Linked DNA regions of Homo sapiens: region 2 is linked to region 1. The links are chromatin loops, found by intact Hi-C in ENCODE. Cell type or tissue: natural killer cell. All regions are shown on one strand. Links, peaks and the distances in the headings refer to the core of each region. The heading gives the core; the rest is flanking DNA. Region 1 holds the start of KDM5D (lysine demethylase 5D). Region 2 has its middle 250 kb from the start of KDM5D.

The links. A loop is a pair of places that touch in the nucleus more often than their neighbours do. Peaks named below come from ENCODE experiments on the same cell type or tissue, not always from the same donor. Only the 100,000 strongest peaks of a DNase experiment are listed, where the experiment ranks them.
Region 2: it touches region 1 in a loop (3-fold over the local background); 4 of 110 quality-filtered maps call a loop at or near these places.

Annotation. Positions count from the first base shown.
Region 1 is chrY:19,738,485-19,751,219 of GRCh38, forward strand. It overlaps KDM5D (lysine demethylase 5D), which reads right to left and starts at 6,242. Exons shown (of 27, transcript NM_004653.5): 1 at 6,187-6,242; 2 at 5,901-6,069; 3 at 4,678-4,755; 4 at 3,251-3,373; 5 at 2,834-3,004; 6 at 1,044-1,178. The coding sequence starts at 6,050. It overlaps KDM5D-DT (KDM5D divergent transcript), which reads left to right and starts at 6,301. Exons shown (of 3, transcript XR_938630.4): 1 at 6,301-7,229. In natural killer cell, for the core only: no CTCF peak of the experiment used is centred there; a DNase peak (open chromatin) is centred at 6,337; H3K4me3 peaks cover 2,098 bases; H3K27ac peaks cover 1,383 bases.
Region 2 is chrY:19,492,540-19,505,274 of GRCh38, forward strand. It overlaps the pseudogene BCORP1. Among named protein-coding and RNA genes, the nearest start is that of KDM5D, 250 kb to the right of the region's middle. In natural killer cell, for the core only: no CTCF peak of the experiment used is centred there; DNase peaks (open chromatin) are centred at 6,212, 9,812 and 10,822; H3K4me3 peaks cover 1,181 bases; H3K27ac peaks cover 2,178 bases.

The DNA.
Region 1 (12,735 bases), core at 1,994-9,993:
AGGTATTTCAGAAATAAAAACATCCAAATCTTATGAAAATGTTGCATATGGAGCAGTGAAAACACACTTATATAAAAGTTATTAAAAATATATTGTTTGTATTTTCATTTTCTGAATATTATGATGTTTTAACATCTTAAATCTTTCTGGTTATGACAGATTGTCCTCCCAGGGTTAGCTACTCCTACAAATACCAAATGGCTCACCCAGGAGTATGACTTTAATGTGTCTTTAATATGTTCACTGACAAATCCAAAGCTAATCCTTATCTATTCAGCCCATACAATTCATGAGGCAAAGTTCCTCTGCTTTAATTCTAGGGTCAGGCAACTAGGGAATACTGCTGTAGCCTAGAGCCTGCCAAAATTATTCAAACTAGCCAATCCCATACTTCTTATCCTGCTCTGTCTTGCCTTTCCCTTGGTAAACCCAATATAGGCTATGGCCTAGGTGCTTTTCTTATTCCTGCTTCTTCTGCATATCCAAGATAGGTTTTCCTCTCTAGCACTGTGTAGCATATAGTGACTACCTCTCTAAGGCCTGTGATAATAATAAACTTTGCTTTCCTGAGTCTCTGTGGTCACACCTACTGACCATCACATGGAAGACCATAGAATAGAACAAACAGTTAACAATAACTGATTTGTACAGTGTGCTTTGCAAAAATCGTTCCAAGATTCACAGAAATTAACAATACCTTATAACCGGGCATGATGGCTAACCTCTGTAACCCCAGCTACTCCAAAGGCTGTAGAGGGAGAATCACTTAAGCCTAGGAGTTCGAGAATAGCCTAGCAACACAGCAAGACCCCATCACTTAAAACAATAGCAATATGTTTTAAAATTTATAAAAGCAAAACTACAAAGACAAAATATTATAAACCAGACCTATGAACAAAATAATTAATAATTCATTTCAATTAATTTTATCCTGAACCAGACATATGTAAAACAATGCATTCAGCAATGAATTTTCCCCAATATCAAGGTCTAGATGAACCTTCTCAGCTATAGGAAGAATAACAGGAGTAACAGTCACTCACATCAGGCTGTAGCCTTTTTGCCCGTCGACTGTAGCTGCTGAACTTTGAAGGCTGCACAGACTGTCTAAGGGGGATGCTGTGGGGCTTGTATTCCTTATCTTTTACCTCATTGTCAAACGGGTGTGTGTTACATTGCTAGAGAGAAAAAAATATATAGAATCAGAAATTGAGTCATATTTGTAATAAGTGATTCCTTCATTTACAACTCTAGCAAATAAAGCTGTAGTTCTTTCTAAATTACACAGGTCCACTCCTCTTGTTCTTTGGATAGAGCACATATCCTGACAATTTTCGTGCCTCTGCTTATGAATGAGCATCACAGAATATGAAAGAACATGGTCTTTGGACTGTATTGATATCAATCTGGGTTTTTACTCTTATTCTCTGTGTGCTTTCAGCAAACATACTGAACTTCTCTCTTTGTGCTTCAATTTCCTGGATGAAAAACAAGTAATAAAAATACTCAATCTGGGTGTGGTGGCTTAAGCCTATAATTCCAGAACTTTGGGAGGTCGAGGCAGGTGGATCATGGGGTCAAGAGATCAAGACCATTCTGGCCAAATGGTGAAACCCTGTCTCGGTAAAATACAAAAGTTAGTAGAGCCTGGGTGACAGAGTGAGACTGTCTCAAAAAACAAAACAAAACAAAAATACTGAATCTTTAGAATTATGTACGCTAAGTGAAACATGTTTATAAACATAAATACACAGTTTTTATAAAATATTTTAAAGTTTTACGGATAATAAAACCTAAAAACTGGCCAGTCGTGGTGGCTCATGCCTGTAATCCCAACACTTTGGAAGGCTGAGTCAGGTAGATCACGAGGTCAAAGGATCGAGACTATCCTGGCCAACATGGTGAAACCCCATCTCTACGAAAAATACAAAAATGAGTGGGCATAGTCACGCGCCTGTAGCCCCAGCTACTCAGGAGGCTGAGGCAGGAGAATCACTTCAATCCAGGAGGTGGAGGCCGCCTGGCCAGAGTGATAAGCTGCCTCAAAAACAAAACAAACAAACAAACAAACAAAAACAATTAACTTATTATGTAAAATTACCCTGCTAAATCAGTTTCCACACCCTGAGTTAAACCCAAGTCACACCAAGCTTTTAACCTAAACTATCTTCAAGTGAACCAGCCTCATGAAAGCTTAGGAACACCATTATCTTTTTCAGCCAGGCATGGTGGCTCCCGTCTGTAATCCCAGCACTTTGGGAGGCCGAGGCAGGCAGATCACAAGGTTAGGAGATCAAGACCATCCTAGCTAACATGGTGAAACCATGTCTCTACTAAAAACACAAAAAAATTAGCCAGGCGTGGTGGCAGGCCCCTGTAGTCCCAGCTACTTGGGAGGCTGAAGCAGAAGAATGGCGTGAACCCGGGAGGAGCTTGTAGTGAGCCAAGATCCTGCCACTGCACTCCAGCCTGGGCAACACAGCAACACTCCATTTCAAAAAAAAAGATTATCTTTTTCATGTAAGATACTTAAAATAGGAAATGGTTTCCTCTAACTTCTAGTTTAAGATCTTCTCCATAAAAAGATCTTAGTAAACATCAACCTCATAAGATAGAAAGGTTACTCTAGTTCTTACTTATGTATAGCAGGAATAAAACTATGCCACATAAAGAGGCTGCAAAGTATTTTCTAGGGCCAATTCCTGGAACATCTTCACTCTAGAGATTTAGAATCTATAGACCCTGACTACTCAAGAGAAAAGTCCAATCCAAAGAAAAAATACAAAAGAAAACAAAATCACATCAGGCCACAAACCAGTTTAAGGGCCCTCACCACATGGTTGGCTCCAGACTGAAACATTTCATAGGGGTAAATAATGCGTTCGTAATGTGATCGTAGCAGGGAGCCAATGTTTTTGCCTGGTGGGTAGTGGAGACGCTGGGCAACTCGAGCCCACCGACGATCCTTGCAGATGGCTTCATAGCCACCTTCCTCAATCACAATCTGAAAGTATAAGAAACAATATGGATGAACTGTGAACAGACTGGAAAGGGCTACCAACACAACAATGAGACTTGAATATGGGGGGCTGTGCCCTTCCCCCAACACCAATCATTGCAAGACTCAAAGATTACGTCAAGAAACGCTGCCAGGCTCTGTGTTCTTTCCTTTCCTGCCTATTGTTTCTACCACAGAAGATCCTTGAGGCAAGGCTTTTTGTTTTTCCTTTAGAAAGTAGACTACTCTTACCTTACTAAGGCTGTAGAGGTCCAAGATCTTCCGCTCCACATTGGGAATCTTTAAAGAGGAGCCTTGAATTTCCCAGAATTTTGCAATCTGATCCAAATAGTTCAATTTCACTCTAGTTTGGGCCTGGGAAAGAGAGGGCCTTATAAGATTGGCATACTCCTTAACCTGACTTCATCGAGTATGCAGTAAATGAACAAGTATTATTCTATGCTATCTACACTTCTCCACCAACGTGCCGGAGCCCCAGCTTCACTGTCTTATCTCACCAGCGGGGTCCACAAAAAGCTCAAATAAGCTGAGTCTTTAATCTATAAAGAGCTAAGAATGTGCCGTCTTAGGATCAACATCATGTCTAAATTTAAGGAATTATTCTTGGACTTAAAGGTGGCTTGACCAAAAATATGTAGGCTCCAACAGTATTTAGACTCAATATCATCAAGACACTCATTTAGAATGTACTGATATATAATTCAAAGAATTAAAATATTTTTCTAGTTCATGTAAAAGAGCTGGACACAAAACCAGTTTCTGAATCACTGCTTTCTTACTCTAACTCATACACAGCTTCTAGCTACTGATCATAGTCAAAATCCTAAGAGTAAAAGAAAATGACAAATCATTCATATACTTTCTATATTGAATACTAAACTGTGAAGACTGAGTTGACTGCTTTAAAGAGCAAGTTTGCCTCTGACATTTTATTAAAGCAGAACATATGTAATACCATCACTCTGTTGCTGGATATTTAAAAGATCCTATTTCTTGTCTGAACTCTGCTTCTGTTAAAGAACTAAAAAAAATTTAGTCACACTGGGTGCAGGGGCTTACGCCGGTAACCCCAGCACTTTAGGAGGCCAAGGCAGGCTGATCACCTAACGTTTGGAGTTGGAGACCAGCATGACCAAATCGGTGAAACTCCATCTCTACTAAAAATACAAAAATTAGCTGAGCCTGCTGGTGTGCACCTGTAATCCCAGCTACTTGAGAGGCTGAGGCAAGAGAATCCCTTGAACCTGGAAGGTGGAGGTTGCAGTGAGGCGAGATCCCGCCACTGCACTCCAGCCTGGTAGACAGGGTGAGACTCTGTTTCAAAAAAAAAAATTCATTCATTAAATATGTGAGTACGAGAAGACAAAATGGGAAAGGTACTGTCATTTTGATAGTTCTAACCTGAAACTATTGAACAGCGAAACAATGCATCATTCTTCCTCAGATATTTAAAGCCTTTGTGTTCTACCATTTTTGTGGACATAAATTATGTATTTTATAGAAGACTTTCTCCAAAATCAGTATTCTGGAAAATGGTGGAGTTCGGGTTCAAATTCAATACATTAGATTTCAAAACTTAAGTTCTACATTATTATGAAACTACAACGGCAAGATTAAAGATCAGATTCCTTTAAAAAAAGTGTGCCTCCCAATCTTACCTCCAGTTCATTTAGCCTTTGGACGCGAGGAGTAAATCTGAAATTGTCAACTTCTACTGCAAAAGGAGGCTGCCAATCCTAGAAGAAAGTGTAAGGACCTGGTAACTATGGCACAGTAAAGGATGAAGATAGTGAAAACCACAATCATTTGTTCCCACTCTTTTAAAGTCTTCTGGTAACCATTTTTGTACACAAGGGCCTCAAATGATTCCTTCTTCATAATCAAGATTAACTGCAAAAAAAAAAAAAAAAGGAAAAACCCTGCAAATCCAAAACTCTCCTTGATATGTGTCCTTCGTAACAGACGAAAAAAAAAAAAAAAACCTCTATAATCCCAAGGCTAGAAAGCGACTCGACTTCCAAGGAATGACGCACATCTGAACAAACACTATGCTATTTGGGTTATGAGTCCTTACTAAAATGAAGATAAATGTAATGCAGATAAAAAATTGTTTCACTTTTTAAAACCTAAGCCATTATCTCTTCCCACTCCCAGCAGTACGAAAAAGTTTAATTGCAAATGCTGAGAAGTGCGAACATCCACATAAAAATAACGTTGCAGCCTGGTTCAATATATGAGAAAAAAGCTGTATGCTCTGCGAAAACTTTTTGACTTCTCTGAATATTGTGTTAGTTGTTCACGACGACAGCCCAGGCTTATTTCAGTTTACATTCTTAATTCAGTCAAACTTCTACGAGGTTCATTTAGTAGTTTTCAGTATAGCAACCCAAAATGGTCTACGTTTAATAATAAATTTAATTGATGGCAAAGGATGCCACATCACTCCCATTATTTGCTATATTTGCTACATACATCTAAGGTCATATCAAAGAAAGAAAACACCAGTCCAAGTGGTTAACACACAAGCTTATATAACTTGCTTCTGTCATAGATCAAGTACTTCTGAGTAAGCTATTTTTTTGCGGTTAAATGTAATAAAAGCTTGTGTATGCCTAAACTATATTTAATAACAGCAGAACGTAGAAATATTTGAATCTTATATTTTTGTCCCTACAGCAGTCAGATGTTTAGAACCCCGTGGAATGTGGCGATCTGATACTAATATTCTGATGCCAGCTTGTTCGGGTCAGAAAAGTTAAATGAGAAATTTGGTGCTAAGGGTTTCTGGTCATGAGTGTAAATAACGCCTCGCCAAGTGGTAAACTGCCCCAACGTTCAAACCAAAGGCTACCCATTCCCAAATTTTGTTTCAAAGACTTACCGCGGGTGGGCGGATTTTGCAGATGCCAGACTTCTCTGCTATGGGCCTTATTTTCGCAATGTAGCCAAGCGGGTCTTGGAATTCAGCCCAGCTAGGCTCAAAAACCGGGCACTCCGGTGGCGGCAGGAACTCGTCACACCCCGGTTCCATGTCGGGCCTTAATGCTAAGCTGTAAAATAAGAATCACATTGTCTTTAATGACGCGCTGGTTCCTCCTACTAAAAGGCCTATGAAAATTTCATTTTCTTGAGAATTTCAAGGTTACTTTAATCCCGTAGCTGCTTACCAATCGTCAGGGATCCTAGTTTTACAGCCACCATCTTGACCTCCGGGCCCTGCAGTGTGGTACGAGCCGTCTCACTCCGCGGATCGATTTTTCCGGCGCTATTTCCAAACCTGTGAGACCTTCCGCACCTGAGATAAACGCTGAGGACGCAAGAGCGATTTTACCAGAGGAAAACAGTCACAGAGCCGTCGCTGGACTCATATTAAACAGTACTGCGACAGAACGAAAAAGCAAGATAAAAATAGTATGGCCGGATCTTTTTTAAAATGGGACCACTGCGCAAGTTACGCCTGCGTATTGCAGGGAAGGACCGTAAAAGGCTGTGGTGCTGATCAACGAAGGATTTCTCGGAGAAAATTCCTCCTTTGCGGAAATGTCCGTAGAAACGCACCTTTTTTTTTTCCTGCCAGGACAAACCGCCGGCGATATCCGTTCATGTGAAAGTGTTTACTAACATTCTCTGAAGACTCACTGGGTTCTCAGCTCGAGAACGTTCCTGTCACAAGACGTTTAGGAGGCAGGATGCCGGTACAATGTATTTATGTTCTTGTAAACTGTTGCATTAACAGTGCACTTCAAGTGGGCACATTTGTCGTTGGATTTTTTACCAACTCGAGCTTGGACTTTAGGACGGGGAAAAGAAGTGCTAAATGTTTTTGAATAAAACCTTTACTGCACATGATAAACATCCCTTAAAAATTACCTAGGAGCACCCTAAATTTTAAAATGATCACAAAGACCTGGACAGATTACAGTAAACCTTCAACATCGCTAAACACACGTACCATAAATCAAAAGAAACACACTGCTAATGATCCGTTTTTTGATGTGGAAATATCATGCTGTTTTTAAGGGAAATTATACTTTATTGCGATGTTTTATTTCAAAACAAGATGTTACACTTTATTTCCTATAATTTTATTTACAATATTTTACACCCGTTAAGCAAAAATCCCCCTACATTGCTATTCTGTTTTTTTTTAATCAGTTCACTACTGTAGTATCTTTTTGTTCTCCATATATTTTTGAAAAATACGCAAAAGGTAAGTTTTAAAAATCAAATGGTAGATTTTATTTGGAAGGGCACTGCCAGAAGTGCCTTAAAGTTTGATAGTTTGACAATTGTTTCGTATTGTACGATTCTTGGCATTTCCGTTTTTTTTTTTAACAATTTATCCATTTCATCTAGATTATCGGCTTCATGAGTTTATTATACTACATTACATATATATTCCTGTTTCAAAAGTTGTTACTTAATTTTCTGCTTTCTTTTTCCTAGTTTTATCTACATACTTTTTCTGTTTCATAAAGTTAGAGTTATAGAGTTCTATTTCATAAAATTAGTTATAGAGCCTGTATTATTTCAAATGATGAGATCTTTTTTCTCTGTTCAAGATAATTCATTATAATACAGCTTTATATTTTATGAATTCATTAGTAAATAGATATTTCAATTTCTACTTTTAGCTATTATAATGTTGCTATTAGCATTTGTGTACCGGTTTTTGTGTGCATGCTTAGTGTCATTTCTCGTGTGTATACACCTACAAGTAGAATTAGTGGGTTATATGGGAACTTTAGGTTTAAACTTTTCTTTTCCAAAGCATCTTCATCATTTAATTTCCATCTAAAGTGGAATACCGTTCTAGTTTCTTCATGTCCTCACCAATACTATAATTACATGACTTACTGATTTGACCATTACAATGTGTATGAGATCTCATAGAGTTTTGAGTTGGACTTCTTGAATTACTAATGATACAGTAGTGTTGAGCATCTTTTCGTAAGGTTGTTGGCTTGTTCATATGCTTTATATACCTTCTCTGGAGAAATGTCTATTCAAAATTTTTGGCTCTTTTCACATTGGTTTGTCTTTTTTTGTTTAGTTGTAATCTTATCTGATTCTTTTATCAAATATTTGATTTTTATAAAAAATAATTCTGTAAGCTGGCTTTTCTCTTTCCTAATAGTAAACTTTGAACAGAAAGATTTTTAATTTGATCTTTATCCAGTTTGCTTTTTTCTATTGTCACTTGTACTTTCAGTGTTGCCTCTGAGGGGATTTTGTCTAACCCAAAATCACAAGGATGTACTCTTCTCCTCTATTCTAGGACCTTTATAGTATTAGCTTCTACATTAAAGTCTTTGATACATTTTGAGTTAACTTGTGTAAACACTGTGAAGTAATGATCCAACTCAATATTTTTGCGTGTTGCCATCTAGTTGTCCCAGAATTTGTTGGAAACATTATTATTGCTTCATTAATTGTTCTTGGCACTCTTGATAACATTCCGTTGGCCATAAATGTATGGGTTTATTCTTGGACTCTCAATTTCGTTCCATATTTATATGTATGTATATATTCTAATGCCATATTGTTTTTATTGCTGTAGTTTGTGGAAGGTTTGAATTGGGAAAAGTGAGTAATCCCAACTTTCTTCTTGTTTTTTTCGAGACTGTTTGGCTATTATTTGTTTCTTGTATTTTTATTACCTTGCCTGTTTCTACAGAGAAACAAGCTGGGGTTTCAACAGACAAGCAAGCTGGGACTGAGACAGAAATGTTGAATCTACAGACAAATTTAGGAAATATTTCCATCTAAGTTTCCTATACATGGACAAAGCATGTATTTCAATTTATTTAGGTCTTCTTTGGTTTCCTGCAACAAAGTTTTATAGTTTTTGGTATTTTTTGTATATTAGTATTTAGTATGTATTATATATATTTGAAATTAATTTACTTCAGATTATCTTATTCTATTTCTGCTACTATGAATCAAATTTTTAAAAGATTTCCCCTATTAAGGGTTTGTTAGTGATACACAGAAATATGATTAATTTTTGTATGTTGATCTTGTGTTCTGGCACCTTGCTAACTTCATTTATTGTAATACATATATTTTTTAACTTTTAAGTTCAGAGGTTCATGTGCACTATATGATGGTTTGTTTTATAAGTAAGCCTGTGTGATAGGGTTCGTTGTACAGATTATTTCATCACCCAGGTATTAAGCCTAATATCCATTAGTTATATTTCTTGCTTCTCTCCCTCCTCCTGTGCTCCACTCACCCACTTATAAATGAGAACATGCAGTATTTGGTTTTCGGTTCTGGCGTTTGTTTGCTAAGGATAATGGTCTCCAGCTGTGTTACTGCAAAGACATGATCTTGTCTTTTTTTATGGCTGCATAGAAATCTATGGTGTATATTTACCACATTTTCTTTATCCAGTCTATCACTGACGAGCATTTGGGCTGATTCCATTGTCTTTGCTTTCGTGAATAGCTGCAGTGAATGTACATATGCTGTTGTGAATACCTGCAGTGAACATACATGTGCATGTATCTTTATAACAGAATGATTTATAATCCTTTGGGATATACCCAGTAATGGGATTGGTGGGGTTGAATGATAATTCTATCTTTAGGTCTTTGAGGAATTGCCACACTGTCTTCCATAATGCTGAACTAATTTACATTCCCACCAGCAGTGTAAAAGCATTTCTATTTCTCCAGAACCTCACCTGAATCTGTTATTTTTTGACTTTATAATAATAGGTATTCTGACAGGTTTGGGATACTATCTCATTGTGGTTTTGATGCGCATTTCTATAAGGATCAGTGATGTTGAGCTTTTTAAGATGTTTGTTGTCTACATGTGTATGTCTTGAGAATTGTCTGTTCATGTCCTTTGCCCACTTTTTAATGAGGTTCTTTGTTTTTTCCTTGTAAATTTGTATAAGTTCTTTGTGTATGCTAGATATTAGACCTTTGTCAGATGCATAGTTTACAATTTTTTCCCATTCTGTACTTTGTCTATTTAATTTGTTGATGGTTTATTTGCTAGTGCAGAAGCTCTTTAGTTTAATTAGATGTCATTTGTTAATTTTTTCTTTTGTCACAATTGCTTTTGACATCTTCTTCAAGAAGTCTTTACTCCTGCCTATGTTCTGAATGGTTTTGCCTAGATTTGCTTCTAGGGTTTTTATAGTTTTGGGTTTTACATTTAAGTCTTTAATCCATCTTGAGTTAATTTTTGTATATGGAGTAATAAAAAGGTCCAGTTTCAATTTTCTCTATATGGCTAGCCAGTTTCTCACAGCACCATTTATTAAATAGAGAGTCTTTTCACCATTGCTTTTGTAAATTTTCTTGAAAATCAGATACTTGTAAGCATGTAGTCATATTTCTGGGTTTTCCATTCTATTCCTTTGGTCTATGTGTCTGTTCTTTTATCAGTACCATGCTGTTTGGGTTACGGTACTTCTGTAGTGTAGTTTGAAGTTGGGAAGCATGATGAATTTAGTTTTGATTATGTTGCTTAAAATTGCCTTGGCTGTACAGTCTCTTTTTTGGTTTCACATGAATTTTAAAATAGATTTTTCTAGTTCTGTGAAGAATGTTAATGGTAATTTAATGGGTATAGCATTGGATCTATAAATTGCTTTGGGCAGAGTGGCCATTTAGTGATATTGATTCCGCCTATCTGTGAGCATGGAATACTTTCCATTTGTTTATGTCATCTCTTAGTTATTTGAGTAGTGATTTGTATTAATAGTTCTTCCTGTACAGGTCTTTCACTTCCCTGGTTAGCTGTACTTTAGGTGTTTTATTCTTTTTGTGGCTATGGTGAATGAGAGTTTGTTCATGACTTGGCTCTTGGCTTTACTATTGATGGTGTATAAGAACGCTAATGATTTTTGCACATTGATTTTGTATTGTGAGATTTTGCTCAAGTTGTTTATCAGCTTAAAAAGCTTTGGGGCTGAGATGATGGATTTGTGTGCATATAGAATCATATTGGTTGCAAACAGGGATAATTTGATTTCCTCTCTTCCTATTTCAATATCTTTTATTCCTTTCTCTGGCCTGATTGCCCAGAACTTTCAATACTATATTGGATACAAGTAGTGTCAGAGGACATCTTTGTCTTGTGCCAGTTTTCAAGGAAAATGATTCCAGCTTTTGCCTTTTCAGTATGATGTTTGCAGTGGGTTTTTCATACATGACTTTCATTACATTATTTTGAGGTATGTTCCAGATATGGCCCCGATAAGTGGAGTAGCACTAGGATCCTTATTCTTGCACTGAATTGAATAAAATGACACGGACACACGTGAGTGGTTTTAAGGAGTGGAAACTTTAATAAGAAAGAAGCAAGGAAGAAGCAAACAGGTACCCTTACAGATATGGAGTTGGGGAAGAGGGATTCTAACAAAGAGAAAATCCTGTGTGCAGAGAAAAGTTGCTGCTTATATGGGAAAGCTGGTGGAGGTGGTGTCTGATTTGCTTAGGGTTCAGGAGATTGGTTTGACCAGGCTTGCCATTTACATAGCCCAGAAAAAGTCTGGCCCTTCCACCCTAGCCTTTTAATATGCAAATGTAGGGCACCATGATGTTCTACACACATAGGGTATGTGGGGGTGGTCATTTTGCCAGGCACATGTAGGGGCAAGGAAGAAAAGGGCAGGAATTGTTATGTTTGGGTGGACCCAGTTTCTGATGGGCAGCATTTTCATATCATAGCTTGCTGCCCGGCTCTCTGAGCAGGGGCTATTCAGGTAGACAAGAAACATTTCTGGAGCTGCTTTCAAAGAAAAAAACTTCTGAAGGACCCCTTTCCCTCCCATCTGCTTATAGTAATTTTTTAATAAATCCTACAACATTCCTTCCGTAACTGGTTTATTGAGAGTTTTTAACATGAAGTGATATTGAATTTTATCAAAAGTCTTTTCTGCATCTATTGAGATAATCATGTAGTTTTAATCTTTAGTTCTGTTTATGCAATGAAACACATTTATTGATTGCCATATGTTTAACCAACCTTGCATTCTGGGCCTGAACCCTACTTGATTGTGGTGGATATGTTTTTTGCCATGCTGCTGGATTTGGTTTCTCAGTATCTTGTTTGGGATTTTTGTATCGGTGTTCATCAAAGATACAGGCCTGAGGTGGTGGTGGTGGTGGTGGTTGTGTCTCTGCCTGATTTTGGTATCAGGGTGATGCTAACTTTGTAGAATGAGTTAGGGAAGGGATCCTTTTTTCCAGTTTTTAAAAATAGCTTCAGTAGAAATGGCACCAGCTCTTCTTGGTACCTCTGATAGAATTCAGCTATTAATCCACCTGGTCCTGAGATTTTTTTCTCTCTATTTTTCTTCTCTCTATTTTTTTCTCTCTATTCTCAAATAGAGAATCTCTCTATTTGATTCTTCTCTCTTTTCTTCTTTATTAGTCTTGCTAGCGATCTATCAATTTTGTTGATCCTTTCAAAAAACCAGCTCCTGGATTCATTAATTTTTTGAAGGGTTTTCTGTGTCTCTATTTCCTTCAGTTCTGCTCTGATTTTAATTATTTCTTGCCTTCTGCTAGCTTTTGAATGTGTTTGCTCTTGCTTTTCTAGTTCTTTTAATTGTGATGTTAGGGTGTGAATTTTGGATCTTTCCTGCTTTCTCTTGTGGGCATTTAGTGCTATAAATTTCCCTCTACACAGTGCTTTGAATGTGTCCCAGAGATTCTGGTATGTTGTGTCTTTGTTCTCATTGGTTTCAAAGA
Region 2 (12,735 bases), core at 3,107-11,106, 240 kb before region 1:
TGGTCAAAAGAATAAGAGTGACAAGACCACCCAGCATGGAAAGAAGAGGCCATTCAGCAAGTGGTGTTTAATAAACCTAGATACCCACATGCAAAAGAATAAACTTGACCCTTATACCATACACAAAAAGTAAATCAAGATTGATTAAAGACCTCATGTAAGTACTAAAGTCATGAAAGAAAGAAAAAAATCATAAACAGAAAGGTTCATGACACTTAATTTGGCAGTGATTTCCTGGGTATGACCACAAAATCAAAAACAGAAAAACGGGATTGCATCAAACTAAAACGCCTCTGCACAGTAAACAGTCAGCAGGTTAAAGGGATCCTAGTTTTTTGGTGTACAATTTTCACTGTTTTCTCTTACATTCCTTTTTACCTCTATGGCAAGGGTCCCCAATCCCTTGGCAATGGACCCTTTTACAAACCAAAAGGCTTTTAATTTGAATTAATACCCAATATATAAGGATTTCCAATCAATAGCAAAAAAATTGAAAATGGGACTTTTAAAATGGAAAATAACTTAAATAACATTTCTCAAAAGAAGATATACAAGTGACCAATGGGTATAGGAACAATGTTCAACATCATTAATCATCAGGAAAGGCAACATAATACCACCATGAGATACCATCTCACACCTGCTGCAATGGCTGTTACCAAAAAGACAAGAGATAAAATATATTGGCAAAGATGTAGAGAAAAGGAAATCCTTTTACACCACCAGTGAGAATACAAATTAGTACAGCTAGTATAGAAAACAGTATAAAGTTTCATCAAAACTTAAATATAGAACTGCCATATGATCCAGTAAATCTGCTTCACAGTATGTCTCCAAAGAAATTGAAATCAGTAGGTTGAAGAGACATCTCTTCTCTCATGTTCACTGCAGCATTATTCATAATAACCAAGACATAGAATCAAACAAAGTGTCCATCAATGGATGACCAGTAAAGAAAATGTGGACTATATATACAACGAAATGTTATTGTGAAAATTACACACATAAATATTATTTTGAAAATTTATATTGCCTTGATGTGCCTTGGTTTTACTGTGGCAAAATATATATAGTATAAAAGTTACCATTTTTAAGTGTAAGTTCTGTACAAAAAAATGAAATCCTATCATGTGCTACAACATCAAACTTTGAGGATATTTTGCTAAGGGAAACAAGCTAGTCATGAATACTGCATGATTCCACATATATGAGATATCTAAAGCAGCAACACTCAGACACAAAAAGGAATTGTTTGTCAGGCACTTCAGGAAGAAATGTGTGGGGGTGTTCAGTAAGTACAGTGTGTCTGATTTGGACGATGAATTTTGGAGATTGATTGCACAACATGAATGTAAGTAATTCTACTGAACTGTACACTTAAAGTGGTTAAGATAGGAAATATATGGGGTTTTCACCACAGCTTAAAACCCCCCAAAAAATTGTTAAAAGGACACTGGCAGGAAAATTAAAAAGCAATTGACAGAATGGGAGAAAATATTAGCAAATTATATATCTGATGAAGGATTAAAATTCTGAACACATAAAGTATAATAACAGCTCAACACCACCACCAAAACAACCCAGCTAAAAAAATGGGTAAAGGATATAAACAATAAACAGTCATCCAACAAGGGTACAGAAACGATCAATAAGCACATAAAAAGGTGCTCAGCATCGCGAATCTTTGGAAAAATGTAAATCAAAACCACAATGAGATACCATTAAGCTGGCTATTAGGGTTTACCCCATCAGGATGGCTACTACCAAAAACAAAACAATAAAATGAAACAAAATAACAAGTATGGGGAGGATGTGGAAAAACTGGGGCCCTTTTAAATTGCTGGTAGCAAGGTAAAATCATGCAGTCAGTTTGCAAAACCATACTGTGCTTCTTCCAAAAATTCAACATATAATTACAATTCTGGTCCAGCAATTCCACTTTTTGGTATAATACAGAAGAATTGAAAGCAGAAACTTAAACAGTGTTTTTAAGTGAAAAAAAGTCCACTGATGGATAAATGGATAAACAAAATGTTGTATGTGTGTATATGCATATATATGTATATGTATATACACACACATATATGGCATGAATGAACCTTTAAGATATTATGCAAGTGAATGAAACCATTTGCAAAACAACAAATACTGTATTTAACTTACATAGGTTACCTAGAATAGTGAAATTTGTAGACACAAATTAGAATGGTGGTTGACATACATGAGTGGGGAAAGAGCATTTAATGGATGTAAAGTTTCACTTAGGAAAAATAAAGAAATTCTGAGGATGCAGAGCAGTGATGATTGCACAACAATTTAGATGTGCCTAATGCCACAGAATGTATACTTAAAATGGTAAATATTATATTATATTGTATATATAACAATAATAAATCTAAAGCACATAAAAGAAATAAAATAAAATAAAATAAAATAAAATAAAATAAAATAAAATAAAATAAAAAAACAGAAAATACTCGACTATTGGTAAGAACGTTGCAGCCCCAATGGAAAAGAGCCAGAAAGTTACTCAAAGAAATAAAGAAATAGGAAGTTGGACTGAGGACACGATTAACACCAGGGTGTTTTCCGCTGTCTCTGTCTTCTCTGTATAGACTGAATGTTGAGATTTATTAAAGTCCATAAATTACACTTCTCAGGTAGCACAGACAAAATGGAAGGCATCTCAGAAACCACCCCATATAACACAAATCAATGTCTCTCGGTTCTTCATGCAAGCACCAAAGAGTCCATTCCTAGAAAAGGAGAGGCTAAGAACAAAAATCATTTTCATGTAAATCATTTTGCATAAAATTAATCTGTATCAGGTAGGAGACTCCAATAATGCCCTCAAGGTTGCCAGCAGGTTCGTGTAAGAAGCACTGCAGAGGGAAATACTACCCACTGTTGCTATCTGCTGCCATCACCCTCCTGCCTGTCTACACACACACATGCTCACAAGTTCAGCAGTTACAATAAAATGAGTCTTAGCGAAGGAAAGAAGAGGAGAGAACTGGAAATCTAGAGTAGAAAATACAGTGGCCAAGTACTTGACTCTTGTCAGCAGCAATATAGAGAGAAGGAGAAATGTCCCTTCCTCTTGGTAGACCAAAGTTCCGTAACACTTACCACACACCAATTGGCCTTGGCAATCCAACTTATTTTTCCCATGCCTGTACCTTCTGTCCCTACTGGAATCTTGATGAAAAGAAACTACATGGTCAATGGTGCAATTCCACATGCCACAGGGAGACTCCAGTATACCCAAAGCCTCATTGATAATACTGCTGAGCTTACTAGGAAATGGACACTGAAGATACCATCCCTCCACCTTAACCCACCCCCATCTCAGCCTCCACAGTCATTCAGGAAACCTTCCAAACTGACTGAAGTTTTGCTTCCCATGGTTGGCCCTTCCTCCCCTACAAAGATACAAGTGAGGTGTAAGCAACCACTGGGGATAAAGCAAAGGAGGGCAGTGCAGACCCTGGGAAGTACTGGAGAAAAGGAACTAGCCTGCAAATCAGCAAGGAGCGTATAGGGAAAACCCAGGCTTCCCCACAGAACCCCTCATGCAAAAGTGTCTCGGACCAGGTGCCTCTCCCAGATCAACTATTGCTGTGAGGGACTCCCTTTTCCATTAATCTCTCAAGCTACTACATCTGCTTTTGTGTTCCTCTCATTTCTTTCACATTGTGCCACATGCTGAACCATCAGGGAATCATTTGCCTATGTGACAGCAGAAGCATTTGAATGCTGGGGTCCCTCAATAGAAGAGGTCCCAAAAAAAGAAATCTGTATCTTTCATTACAGTATCTTAGCATTACTTCTTCTCCCCCAAGCACATTCTTGATCTGGTCCCTACAGAGCTGGTTCCCACTCAAAGTGATGGGTGAGAGGGGTTTGCATAGGGAGGGATAGATCTAGAATAGGCAGATCTACAATAACTATTTATTTAAACCCTGAGTGCCTGTCAAAGCACTTGCCTCCACTAGAGTATCACAGGAAAAAAATGCACTCGAGCTAGGTATTTTAACTCATGCCTATAATCCCAACACCGTAGGAGGCCAAGACAGGAGGATCACTCTAGCCCAGGAGTTTGAGACCAGCCTGAGCAACAAAGCAAGACCTATATCTACAAAAAATTAAAATAAAACACTTAGCCTCGTGTGGTGGTATGCACCTGTAGTCCCAGCTCTTCTAGGGGCTGAGGTGGGAGGATCATTTGTCCAAGTGTTAGAGGCTGTAGTGAGCTATGAGCATACTAATGGACTCCAGCGTGGGTGACAATAATAACAATAATAATAATAAGGTACTTATTATTGTTGGATAGAGTAAGCTCCTCTATCCAACAAAATGGAACAAATTATACCATAAAGCTAATAGCAGCATTTATGAGTATACAAAGGGAATATAAAGAAACTTCACTCAGGAGTTCTGAGATTCCTTGCTCTTAATCCAAAGTCTGAGAGTCCACAGAAAGCAGGATAAGGGCCAGAGCACAAAGTAGGAATCCATTTTCTTTGCAAGGAACAATGGGAACCCCATGGGTGCTGCTTAATGTTAGAAGTCTAAAAACACAAAAGAAAGACTTAGAAAAACTTCAGTGTACCAACCACCCACAATTACTTTTCTGGTTGGTCAGAGTTCAGTCACTCCTCCTTGCTCCATAGAACTACACACACTGCAACACATGGAATTGCCTCCAAAGAGCATCAAGCAGATGTAAGGATGCTGGTGCAAATGAGGCCTACCTTGGAGCACAATAGCAAGTGACTAATACATTGCATACCATTAAAAATATTTTTTTCTATAATTTGCATTTAGTTCAGAAAAATGCCAACCAAAGTCCCTCCTCAAAAGCACAAATCAAATCTTGATAGTACAAGCCCAGCTGTAAACAGGAAAAGGCCTCTAACGTTTTCACACTACAGGCTTGTTTATCTTTAAGCCTTTCCTCCAGATGAAACTGAAGCAGGTGAAATGGAAGCAACATTTCTCCAGAAAATGGCACAAGTCATAAAAAGAGACCAATTTATAGAACTGGCAATGAGTTCAGGTATCACTCCAGAAGCATTTCTGTGCTCCCCATTAGGTATCCTAAATATATGAAAAAGCCCATGTTAAAACTTAGGAAGACGGGAGGGAGGGGGAATGGAAGTGGACACAAAGAAATGCAAGCATCCTGCAGGTATTCACCAGAGATTCAAAGTCATGTAGAAGGGCAGGATACAGATTAAGTCAGCCCTGAATGATTCACTGAACCCCAGGTTCTATGGTTATAAAGCTATCAACTCCAGAGTTCCTAAGGAGTAAATTTTTACACTAAGCTTGCCCCAACCCAGCCAAAAGGCAGACCTACATTCCTGATCATCTTGATTGCCTGCTTTGGTGACTTGGGCATTTTAAGGATTCATTGAATAGTCACCACTGCCAATTGATCTCCTTCCCAACATGATGCCTCCATGAAGTGCCTGGAGAGGTGCCAGGAACTTGGAAATGGCCTATGACTATGAACATCTAGTTTAATAAGTCACAGAGTGGATGGTACAGTAGGCAGACCTGAAGACTACACTTTTGCATCCTACAATTGAAGGCAAAAATATTTCTGAAAAGGGGAAGGCTTATAAGGGAAATAGATTGTCAAAAGCCAGCTGGCATTCTTTCTTCCCAAATATACCCTGTTTGAGTCCTGGAACCTACAATGTTGCATTTCCAACCTGGTAAACAGTGGCAAGTGTAGGGAACACAGCACACTCCTGTTGCTAACTTGTCATCTGAAATAACAAGGCCATTTCAGAAGGAAACAGTGACTTTCAGAGTATTCTGCAATTTCCAGGATTATTATTACATAACTGATGTATTTTTAAATAATTATTTAATTTAATTAATAATTCTTACAGCAAGCTTACTACTTACAACTGAAAGTTATTTTCTCAAATCTTAAAAATTCTGTCACAAGCAGCTGAGAAACCAGGTGTACACATCCTAGCCAAACTCCTCCAGACACAAACACGCATGACCCTGTAAGCCTTCTCCCATCACCTCCGCCTAACAAGTTCCCTAAACCACAACATACAAACCATCCTGCACCTCATCCCAATCCTGGGATGTCAGAAAGATTTGTTTAGTTAAGTAAGGAAGTTCGGTTGAGCTTTCTCAGTAGAAGACACTCTGGCCAGAAACTAGCAGCCACCTCTGCACTTCCTCTGTGGGTTTACATCCTGTGGGCTTTATAAGTGCTGAGGAAAGACGACTAGAGACACTGTGCTAATCCTTGCCAATAGCGTTTACACTATTTACAAATTTGTGATTGATGTAAATGGCCTTGACATTCCCCTTACCAAAGTCAAACCAGACTAGAGATACAGCTACAGATCAAACCTTAATGGCAGTTCAAAACAAGTCCCATACGGGTCAGCTTCACCAGAGACATCATAAGCAAAAGAATGCTGCCATTTCTTATAGATTTCTGTGCAGTTTATCAGCCCTCTCCCAGAATTTTCTCCTTGGGTTAAAAAGAAAGCATGATTCCTATAGCCCATTTCCTCAACTAGAAATCAAGTTTGTTCAAACCTCTAGGACTGATTGCTACACTCGGCAAAAGCAGGAGCTGATCTACCCTGGACACGTTGAGGTTTTGGCAGTAAGTCTGTACATGTCACAAAGTCCTGATCTGTCCTATAGCCCACACCATAGTGGTCTCTTTGTTTTGTAAATTGCCCACCTCAATGTCTCCTTTATGATATTTGATTAACTTCATTCCCATAGCATCATTATTAGAGCAAATTACAAGACTAGTGAGTCCTTAAATATGCTTTAACTAAATACTTACATGAGGCTCATTATATGGTTTACCGAAGGCATTACCTTGTATCATAAACTTTCACTAGAAATACAACTGCCCAAGAAACAAATCTTTGGTCTCTGTCTAATGAATATCTTTTACATATAATTGACATTGTTCTTAACAATTAAATTTACCAGGCCAGTTTACCTCCCATCTTAGCACCTTGTTTTTGTTGCTGTTGTTGTTTTGTTTTTTGTTGTTGTTTTGTTTTTTTGTTTTGTTTTGTTTTGTTTTTTGTTTCTTTCTTTTTGAGACGGAGTTCCACTGTTGTCACCCAGGATGGAGTGCAATGGCACAATCTCAGCTCACTGCAACCTCTGCCTCCCAGATTCAAGCAATTCTCCTGTCTCAGCCTCCCCAGTAGCTGAGATTACAGTTGTGTGCCACCACGCCCAACCAAGTTTTGTATTTTTAGTACAGATGGGGTTTCACCATTTTGGCCAGGCTGGTCTCAAACTCTTGACCTCAAGTGATCCACCCATCTTGGCCTCCCAAAGAGCTGGGATTACAGGTATGAGTCACTGCACCCACTTTGTTTTATAAACAGTATTTACCCAACTACAATTATTTTCAAAGTATACAGCCTGGGCCTTGCCTATATCAAAATATACTTCAGCTTTAGCTGAGTGCCCTCAGAGAAGGGGTGAAGGTGGGGAGTACAAGCACAGGAAATTATTTTCAAGTCTTTTTGTTTTCTTCAACAACAGAGGCAGTGGTGGAGCTGGGCAAGTCAAAATGTATGTTCCAGCTTTGGGTCTGATTAAAACTTGGTTGTCTAGAAACCTTGTTAAATGCCTTGTTAAATGCTTTGAAACTCCCATTTAGCAGTTCTGTACAAATGCAAACTTGAATAGCTCTAGGCCTACTTCTTCTAAAAAAAAAAAAAATGAAATGTAGTGTACAAATAATGTAAATCCTAGACAAGTGTCATGTTATCACATGACAAGTGCCAAGGCATTTCCTGTCAAAAACCCATGAATCTATATCCTCTAACCTTTGTAATTTTTTCTTCTATTGACAGCATTTTATACAGCATTTAATAAGCACACCCTGACTGTGTTTCACTGTGACTCTGAGCAAAATAAATGGTAGACTGCATTCTGGCCTGGGCGACAGAGCGAGACTCCATCTCAAAATAAACAAATAAATAAATAAACAAACAAACAAACAAATAAATAAATAAAGGGTAGAAAACCAGTAAGGGTGGGAAAAACAGTCCACAGAAGAGTGTCATGCTGGAGAAATGTCTTCAAGTGGGTAAGGAAAAATAGCATTTAGGAGTACTTCTACTGACCAAAAAGAAAACAAAAGTATTTTTTTGGAGGAAAGAAGCCACTCTCACTTGTCTGGTGGCTCAAAGCTGCGCAGATGTAACGTGTCTGGTTACAGCTTCCATTCCCAAGATAAACCAGTTTTTTTCATGATACTCTGCCCTCAGTTATCAGGTAATTTTCAAAAGATACAGATCTGATTTTCTACTCATGCTAGAAACTTTTTAAAAAATACAAAACATAAAACAGTGATCCCTGGCCGACTTTGCAGAACACCACACTGAGCCCTCATAACATCCAGATTTAATCCTTATCAAATGTATCCCGCACTTCCGCTTCTCCAGCAGGCCACTTCTGTCTCACCTGTTCCAACCAGGTCTCCTTCCTCTAGCAGCTCCTGTTCCCTTCCCCAAAACAATGATGAAAAACTTGCCAGCCAGGCATGGTGGCTCATGCCTGTAATCCCAGCACTTCGGGAGGCTGAGGCAGGCAGATCACCTATGGTCGGAAGTTTGAGACCAGCCTGGCCAACATGATAAAACCCTGTCTCTACTAAAACTACAAAAATTAGCTGGCCTTGGTGGTGGGCGCCTATAATCCAAGCTAGTTGGGAGGCTGAGGCAAGAGAATCGCTTGAACCTGGGAGGCAGAGGTTACAGTGAGCCAAGATCATGCCACTGCACTCCAGCCTGGGTGACAAAGCAAGACTCTCGTCTAAAAAAAAAAAAAAAGAAAAAAAAAACACTTGCCAAAGAGCATAGTGCTAAGGGTTAAGAGCTTTAGAACCAATGTCTAAACCATAAAATGATCCTATTTAGTGGGGAAAAAAAAGATTCAGTCCTTTCAATATGTACTCATTTAAATTACAAAGAACTGACATAAAGGGAAAGAGGCAAACCCAGAGAAATAACCTCAGTGGAGAGTATTAACTGGTCAGTCCCAGGACACTGGCATATCACTGTCAGAGGGAATAGTAGCAGCAAGAAATGAAGGCGCAATCCACAGAATATGACTGGTTAGCTAAGGCACGATTTATCCTTAGGACAATAATGTCCCTAGTGTTCTTTGGTCCTAAAGATGGATGACTGTTCAATCTTAACAAATGAAAAACTTACTGAGGCTGGAGGGCCCTAAATAACTTATCCGTAAGGACAAAACTCAAGCTCAAACGTAGAAGTGCACAGAGAAGGCAATTGCTGGTCTAATTTTTCCACTTGAAATCATTATTTTCTCACGCCGTATCCTTGAGGAAATTTGGAAGACTTCCCTAATACTCCTCCCTAAATAACAGTAAAAAGATACCATTTCAGTCCTAGAAACTAAATTCACAAGAAGCCTTGAACCCAGTTTCTCTTACCTGCAGTAATCTTTTAGCACGTTTTAAAATTTCATACTTTTTTCCTATATCCCACTCTCTACTATGAAATTGACCTCCCTGGTGTGAGGTCATTAGTTCCCAGAAGACCCCACTTTCCCTTCCTCCAGGAGCCCAGAATAGGAAGAGAGAGAAAAAAAAAAGGTAGGTTGGCTACTCTCAGGTCTCCAACTCATTGTTAGAAACTAGGCTTTGACGCTCTAGTTTTGCCACGTAGTGAACAAATCTATCTGCCTTGGGCTAATGTCTTCAAAAAGTACTTTTACACTAGTCACAGGGCTGAAGCAAAACTACCAGAGAGGGGGAAGGGAAGCAGGTGAATGAAGAGACTAATGGGAGTGGCTTGCAAGCCAGGTACTGTGCCCTACAACTCTCGCGCTGCCACAAAAAGCCAATTAACGAAGCAAACTGTTTTATCTTTTCCTCTCCCCAGAAGTTCGCCCTAGAAATCAAAAACCACTGAAGCTTAGGAGTGGCAAACATCGGTTCCCGTTCCGATGTTTGTTCCCACACTATTCCCAGTTTCTAGTTCTCATGGACGCTCCAATGCCCAGGGTTACCGCCAGCTCGGCTCCGTGAGGCCGCGCAGGGGGCACCAGATCCTCGGCCACCTCTATTGGTTTTCCAGCCTTGGACCGCTTGCTTCTCCTAACCCCAAAACTCCAGATGTGCGAAATGGCTCCGCTGTGCGACCCAGCAGTTAGCGGCAGGAGGGACAGAGGGATGATGTCAACTCGTTTTGCCAGCCGAGCACGCCGTCGTGGCCCGGCAGCCCTGGTCTGCGGGCCAGCCCTCCGCAAGTGACTTTTAAAGACTTTCTAGCCTCGATAATCTGACATAGTTCCGACCTCACCCCGCACCGAGATCTGGGTGGGGTGGGCCTTCCCTCTCAACCCCTCTCATAGCATCCCAACACCTCAGGAGAGGGGACGTTCCGCCCAGGCACTGCGAGACAGAACTCAAGTTGCTGACTTCCCCTAACACACCCAGTCTTACTTGGTCCTCGTAGAGTAGGAGGATTCCCAAAGCGATCTTCTACCAACCGAGCCCGGGAGCTCGGTGTCAGAATTGCCTACAAATCCGACCGTCCAGTCCTACCCGCGGCGCGCATGCAAAGTGCACCGCAAGTTCGCGCTCTCTCGGAAGTGTCTATAGCTTCCGGAAGGGGGAAGGAGAGGGAGCAAGGCAGAAGGAGGCTGCCTAAAAAAAATAAAAAGTAAAAAGTAAAAAACTCTTGCGATAAAAGTCTATTGTATTCCTGTCATGATAGCTAGAGCTCTGAAGAACAGAAATTGGTGTTGGAGGAAGGTGCCAGAAATGGTACGGAGCGACCCCTACTGGCCCTATAAATCTACCCCTGTGGCAGTTACTATTAGCATTAAAAGACCCTCCTTTCTTCAAAGCAATAGTGCCTTTTCATAACCTTCCCCCACCTAAAATGGTACTCCTCCCCACATTCTGAAATCACAAGGACAAACAACACCTCGAAGTTGTGACCCCGGGGCCGGACGCGGTGGATCACACCTGTAATCCCAACACTTTGGGAAGCCGAGGCTCGTGGATTACGAGGTCAAGAGATCCAGACCATCCTGGCCAACACGGTGAAACCCCGTCTCTACTAAAAATAGAAAAATTGGTTGGGTGTGGTGGTGCGAGCCTGTAGCCCCAGCTACTCAGGATACAGGCAGGAAAATTGCTTGCACCCGGGAGGCGGAGGTTGTAGTATGCCAAGATGGCACCACTGCACTCCAGCCTGGCAACAGAGCGAGACTCTGTCTCAAAATAATAAATAAATAAATAAATAAATAAATAAATAAATAAATAAATAAATAAATAAAATAAAGTGGAGGCCTCTGAATCTCTTGGTGATCTCACATGCCCTGCTCCTGGCACCCCAATCTGGAGCCCTGATCTGAAACTCTTTACCTAGCAGTTCCTCTAGTTGCACATAAACAATGAAAATATAGTTTAGCTTCAGGTTTTCAACATTAGCAAAACTCTGTATCCATGCAAATCAATATGACAAGTACGACCTAAAAGCTCTATCTGCCCTGTGTCGATGTACATTAATCATTCCCCCCCATCATCTTTGAGATCACTAGTTATGTTTTCTGCTAGGTTAAAGATCTTCGGACAGACTTGCCGCCGAATCTAATCGCCAGGAGTGAGCAGGCGATGCTGGTTGGGGTGACAGGGTGCTAAAAAATAACCAAGGGAGAACAGCTCGATTATTAAAACCCACAACGACTCTCACTCGACAAAAATTCATACAATCCCTTGGCAGAATGTACTGGGGACAACTGCCAAAAGCAGTCTAGATAGCTGTAGACCAGGGCAATTTGTCCACCTCAGGGACTGACAAAAGAGGCCAGTCACTCTGACCAGAACGTCTTCTCATGGCTCAGCTACCTGTGCCTCAGCAAAGAACAGACTTTCCAGAGGGAATCGGGAATTCTGGCCAAAAACACTGAAGAAAAAAGTCAGTATGAGTGGTAGCCAAACTTGGCCTCCTGCCATTCTGACTAGATCCCTAGCAGGGCTGAGACATAACAGCAGGCACAAGAAGCCCTGATGCAGGAGGGTCCCCTCTTGCAGAGAAAAGAGCTCACCTGCCCCATGTGTGGTCCTCAACGCACTCATGCACACATGAGAATTGCACTGAGGCCTAATAAAGGACCTTTTGGGCAGGCACGGTGGCTTAAGCCTATAATCCCAGCACTTTGGGAGGCTGAAGTGGGGGGAATCACCTGAGGTGAGGAGTTCAAGACTAGCCTAGCCAACATGGCAAAACCCCCTCTCTACTAAAAATACAAGTATCAGCTGGGCATCATGGCAGGTGCCTGCAATCCCAGCTACTTCGGAGGCTGAGGCAGGAGAATCGCTTGAACACAGGTTGTGGAGGATGCAGTGAGCCAAGATTGGGCCACTGCACTCCAGCCTGGGCAACAGAGTGAGACTCCATTGCAAACAACAACAACAAAAGGGACTTCTGAGCTCCTTCAGGCCTGGGGCTGGTGGGAGGTGGGGAACAGGGGTGAAGAAGGGGCTATTGTATGAGATACCACACCTCAGGCGTAAACGCACAAAAGCCCTTGCCCCTCCCATGTTTTTCAAAACCTCCAGGATGGCATTCCCAGGGCTACCTGGACCTTCTGAGGAAAGTCCTGGTGATCCTGGGGTTCTGGTGGCATTGAGGCCCAGCCAGCAGCCAACATGGGCTCCACCCAACAGCAGTCTTG